Regions from separate parts of the Homo sapiens genome. Here region 2 is linked to region 1. The links are chromatin loops, found by intact Hi-C in ENCODE. Cell type or tissue: endothelial cell of umbilical vein. All regions are shown on one strand. Each heading gives the region's core, and the rest is flanking DNA. Links, peaks and the distances in the headings are about the cores only. Region 1 overlaps LOC101929380 (a long non-coding RNA gene). Region 2 overlaps CCNH (cyclin H).

The links. Peaks named below come from ENCODE experiments on the same cell type or tissue, not always from the same donor. Only the 100,000 strongest peaks of a DNase experiment are listed, where the experiment ranks them.
Region 2: it touches region 1 in a loop (3-fold over the local background); 1 of 110 quality-filtered maps calls a loop at or near these places.

What each region holds. Positions count from the first base shown.
Region 1 is chr5:87,149,853-87,152,780 of GRCh38, reverse strand. The region is part of intron 2 of LOC101929380 (a long non-coding RNA gene); the gene reads right to left. Among named protein-coding and RNA genes, the nearest start is that of MIR4280HG, 29 kb to the right of the region's middle. RefSeq lists a silencer at 982-1,182. In endothelial cell of umbilical vein, for the core only: no CTCF peak of the experiment used is centred there; a DNase peak (open chromatin) is centred at 1,170; H3K27ac peaks cover 1,900 bases.
Region 2 is chr5:87,392,261-87,395,188 of GRCh38, reverse strand. CCNH (cyclin H) reads left to right here. Exons shown (of 9, transcript NM_001239.4): 8 at 85-145; 9 at 705-915. The coding sequence ends at 743. Among named protein-coding and RNA genes, the nearest start is that of CCNH, 19 kb to the left of the region's middle. In endothelial cell of umbilical vein, for the core only: no CTCF peak of the experiment used is centred there; a DNase peak (open chromatin) is centred at 1,698; H3K27ac peaks cover 2,431 bases.

The DNA.
Region 1 (2,928 bases), core at 130-2,629:
AGGGCTGCATACATTTGACGACTCTGCCTCTCTATGGCCAGGCACCCTCTACCCACTAAGTTCCCAGTAGACTGGGAACTTAGGCTGAGAAAACCATCTGCAGCCATTTAAGAGCTTCTTGTTTCTCCTGCAGGACACAGATCCCGATCCTATGGAGTCCTGCAAACAGGCAAACAATGAACAATAACACTCTTCTTTCTCTCCCATTCCAATCACCCAGGTAAGAGGATGAGAGAGAAAGACCAAATAATTACCAGAATCAATTTTCTGCTGGTCTGGAAGATGGGGATTGGTACAAAAAAATAATTAAGCATGAATACAGAAAATAATAAATATATTTATTATACATGTAAGTTTGTAAGGTGAGATTCATACCTATTACATAGACTATAATGCTTTCTCTTATTAGTTTGCATTACAATTAGAGTATTTCCTGTAGATTGTGAAGAAGTACAAGTTAGGACATTTTTGTTATTTAACTTTGTTTCTTGCACATAGGGGTATGCCAGGAATATGCTGGTTGAAAGGCTTATTGAATCATCCTTAATAAGATTTTTCTATTACTCTATTTTTCCCTCAGTAAATTTTGTTCACTTAAAATGTTGAGATCTTTATTGTAAATATAAAGTCTATTAACATTAATAGCTGCACTTCAAAGGTCCTTGCTCTTAGAAATGTATTTTTTACTCTTTATTCTTATTTCTTATTCTTAAGATAATTTTTAAGAATAAATCAGAAAATGTAACACAAAAACATTTCAACCAAAATATTCATTAACCATACCATGTAATTTCCAAGGGCAAAGGGTACTTACAACTGTAATGACAATAGCTGCAGAATCTATCAAGAAAACAATGTTAATGAATAGGAAGGGGAAATACATAATCCATAGAGGAACGATGCCAGAGAGAACTGCAACAAATGACTCAGCAGGAGAAGGTCTTACTAATGTCAAGGGCCAGAAAGCCAAGCACTGTCATCTAAGAAGAAAATCTGCCAAGAAATCAAGACTACTCCTAGAGTTGAAGCAACTTAATGTAAATCAGAGCTACTGTTGGTTTCTGTGATGATAACAGTTAACCAGTTAGTATGCTGCCCTTCTTAGTCACTTCCTTCCCATTCCTCTACCTCTTTGTGGTTTCTGACCTTCAGTCCTAGGAACTCAACAATTCTACAGTCCCAGTAACCCCAAATAGATTTTTTCCCTGTTAGATACATATTAAGGTTTTCAGCTTTATTTGACTTCATGAAGAACAGTTATGTCAGTTACACCAAAGATATGCATAAACTAACAAGTCTGAACTAATACTGTAAAGCATTTGAGGAAAAGCATAGGTTCTTACGCTATTTCCTTCATTCAGTCACAGACCATCCAGTCAACATCTGTTGTTTACTGAAAGTTGGGTATTGCTCTAGGTGCTAGAATTCACAGACTAGCTGGACAGACAGACATATAAATAAATTCTATGTGTAGTACGATAGGTGTTAGAGACATCGCTAAAGTTCCAGGAGAGCACAGACAGGAGAAGGCAATAGACAAAATAAAGGAGAATTTCTAGAGATGGAGATTCTATTGTTTATTTTTATTTATTTATTTACTTAGAGACAGGGTCTTGCTCTGTTGCCCAGGCTGGAGTGCAGTGGTGTGGTCATGGCTCACTGCAGCCTCAACCCCCTGAGCTCACATGATCCTCCTGCCTCAGCCTCCTGAGTAGTTGAGACTACAGGCACGTGCCACCATGCCTGGCTAATTTTTATGCTTTTAGAGACAGGGTCTCACTATGTTCCCTAGGTTGGTCTTGAGCTCCTGGGTGCAAGTGATCCTTTCACCTTGGCCTCCAAAGTGCTGGAATTACAGGTTTGAGCCACTGTTAAAAGGGACTTTGAAACTGGATCTTGAAGGATGTTAGGAAGTTTGCCAGCTGATTCAGAAAGGAAAAGGCAGCTAGGTGAAAAAGAATAATATTAATATTTTGGGGGGAGGGGCCAAGACGGATGATAAGAAGCAGCTGTGTTCCACGGCTCTCACAGAGAAGAATGAAAACGGCAAGTAAATCTGGCGTCTTCAACTGAAATATCCAGGTTCTCGCACTGGCACTGACTAGGCAATCAACTCGACCCACAGAAAATGGAGAAAAGCAGGGTGGGGTGACGGTCCACGTGGGAGCGGCACGCAGGCAAAGAAACCCTCACCGCCAGCCAAGGGAAGCAGTGAGTGATGGCGTGACTCCACCCGGGAAACCATGCTTTCCTGACTCCACCCGGGAAACCATGCTTTCCTACAGATCTTTACAAACCCTAGATCAGGAGATCCCCTCGTGAGCCCACACCACCAGGGCCTTGTGTTCGATACACAGAGCTGTGTGGAGTCTCAGCAGAGCTGTCGTTCAGGCTCACATAGAGACCCAGGTTTTTATTTTTATTTATATTATATACATATATATACACATATATACATACATATATACACATATATATACATATATACATATACATATACTATATATATACATATATATACATATACATATACTATATATACACATATATATACATATACATATACTATATATATACACATATATATGTGTATATATATATATTTTTTAATTTTGACGGAGTCTTGCTCTGTCACCAGGCTGGAGTGCAGTGGCGCGGTCTGGGCTCGCTGCAACCTCCACCCTCAGGGTTCAAGCTATTCTCCTGCCTCAGCCTCCCGAATGGCTGGGACTACAGGCAGCTGCCACCACGCCCAGCTAATTTTTTTTTTTTCGGTATTTTAGTAGAGACGGGGTTTCACCATGTTGGCCAAGATGGTCTCAATCTCCTGACCTCGTGATCCGCCAACCTCGGCCTCCCAAAGTGCTGGAATTACAGGCGTGAGCCACAGTGCGCGGCCGAGACCCAGGAGTTTTACAGTCTCTAGCC
Region 2 (2,928 bases), core at 262-2,761, 240 kb before region 1:
GCCTATAGCCTTGCTAGTTTATTTTACATTTTATAGTTTCTGTGGCTGGTATTGGATTGCTTATTGATAGTTGCTTAATTATAGGAAGAAGAGGAAAGGCTATGAAGATGATGATTACGTCTCAAAGAAATCCAAACATGAGGAGGTATGTTTTACTCCAAAGATGAACTCTAAGTTATTTTTGTTATACATTCTGGTGTGACTATACTGTTAAGATTTATTCTCCAAGAGTACAGGCATTATAGAGTTGTGGGTTTTTTCATTTTTTGCATACTTCCTTACGTACAGTACTGTTGTCCATTATTAAAGGGATTTTTCTCTCTTCTGTCTTTATTTAATGAAGAATCCTTCCTGTGTTCATAGAAAGCAGAAGCAATATGTATACATACTACATTTTTGCTTTTTTTCTTATTCTCCAAGGATTTTTCCCTTACCCCCTTTTAAAAAAAATTTTCTATCTGTCAAGTCAAATAAGTGAATAATCAGAGGCAAAAGGTCACAGCCATAACCTTTATTCCTCACTGGAGGAGTCTGGTGAGACCATGCCAACATTACTAACAGTGAACTATTACAAAATTTCCTGGTTTATCTTTTGTAATCCACATGGGTAAAAGGAGGAGAACATTTTCTTAAAGGGAGGTAAGAGGTAAACAATACTGGTTATGCTTCAGTGTTATCCTTACCACACTTTTTTTCCTTCTTAGGAAGAATGGACTGATGACGACCTGGTAGAATCTCTCTAACCATTTGAAGTTGATTTCTCAATGCTAACTAATCAAGAGAAGTAGGAAGCATATCAAACGTTTAACTTTATTTAAAAAGTATAATGTGAAAACATAAAATATATTAAAACTTTTCTATTGTTTTCTTTCCCTTTCACAGTAACTTTATGTAAAATAAACCATCTTCAAAAGAGCTAGAATAGCACCTGTTTTGAATATTCTTATTCCATCGTGACTAATATCAAATTAAAGCTGCAACTCATTTGCCTAATTTTTTAAGCAAAATATGATAGGCAAACCTATGCTTTTTTTAAAAAAGGCACCACAAAAAACAAAACTTAGTAGCCAGCTTTAAAAGTGTTAAGGAATGTGTTTTGCCCTCTAGAAACCTTTATAAATGGCTTTTTGAATGCCATCCTGATATATTTAGCTATTTGTCCATTACTATTAAACTGCAGAAGGTATTTCAACTGTTACATGGTACTGAAAGCCAGTCGTCTGGGTAATGAATATTATTTTTCTTTAGTTACCCGAAAACATTTCCAAATGGGTTTTTAAAAAAAACCAGATATATGATTTTGAATAGCTGTCTACATCAAACTCTTACGCTAGTATAGATAAGTAGGTAGCAGCAAATTGTATATTCAGTTGTGGTTGTTTTTTAATTTTGTTTTGATGTAAGGTCTTGCTATGTTGCCCAGGCTGTCTCAGACTCCTAGGCTCTAGTGATCCTCTGCCTCAGTTTTCTGAGTAATTGGGACTACAGGCACACATCACCACAGCCTTATAATTAACCTATTAGATCCTATAAGTGAATCCGTGTAAGTAGATTATAACAGTTACTAGGAATTTTGCAGATTAAATATGTTAGAGAAATGTAATTCAAATTGAAATGAGTCAATATAAAAATATGAAAGCACAGACTATTACAGCAAATTACTTACATATGAATCATGGCCAGCTGTATTTCACTATGTGACCTTGGTAAGTTATTAAACCTCTAAGTGCCAGTTTCCCACACTGAAAATGGGGAAGATAAAAATGCCTACTCTTCATAGGATTAATTAGAATAGTACCTGCATACACTAGTATTCAGTAAGTGTTAACTATTATAATTGGAACCAAACTGTGGACGTCTGTTTACCAAGCCAGATTTTTTTCAGGAAAACTGGCTTGAAGGAATTCCGAGTAATTCAAGTGTCCTGAATCTAATTAAATTGCACAAATACACACACCTCCTCAGTCTCAGTACATCCCAGGCTGTACTTTCCAGAAAGGTAGGTACCATTATAGTTACATCTATTTTAAGGCAATACTTACTATATGCATATTCATCTCTCTAACAATAATTCTTTACACTGTAGGCTTGAGTTTTGTGGGTTTTTTTTTTTTCTCATTCCAGAGTGAAAGGAATAAAATTCGTGATGTGAGATTTTTACAAAAGCAGAGTGGAAGAAGCCAAAAGTTATAAATCCTCCATCGCAGTCCTAGTTAAATATATTGCTGCTAGGCTCTAGACAGAATTACAAGATGTTCACAATTTGTCTCATTTTCCCTTTCAGATCGCCAAACTTTGGCATCAGAGCAAGGTCCACACTTATCACTGAAAATTTTCCCACCCAGCCCCATTAAAAACGTTAAAGTGTGAGAGATTTTATTTCAACACTGACAAGCTAGTTACTAGAGGGCCTACAAAGGTAAGTAACAAGTTTCCATTTCAACTTGAGAGACAAATGATGTTAAAATATAAGAAGCAGGGTAAGTCAGGTTTGTGATTTTAAATAAAAGGGAGAAGGATTTCAGACTGAGGAATGACAGGTTAGTATGGCTAAAGATTGAGGTGTGATAAATGGGAGCCAAAGTGCACAGCAAAAATATCTTGACTAATCCATATCCTCCCTGTCTTCTATCATGTAACCAAGGAAGGAGACCACCTGGGATACTATGTTGGTCCAAGTCCAGCTAAAAAACAGAAGGGGTGGAAAGGAGAGTAATTTGATAAAAGAGCCAAGAAGGGAGAGAATGGAATGAATTGAGCTGATTTCAAGGAAAAGGAGCATGGGACATGTTGAGATTTTTGGTATCAGTGTTAAACGGTGATTGAAGCCACATAGGTTAGCAGCCCCCATAGAAATAACTGCCTTTTGTAGCTTGGAACTACTAAGCAGACATCTTTTAAGCCCTTAGCATTTTTTTTTCCTGTATT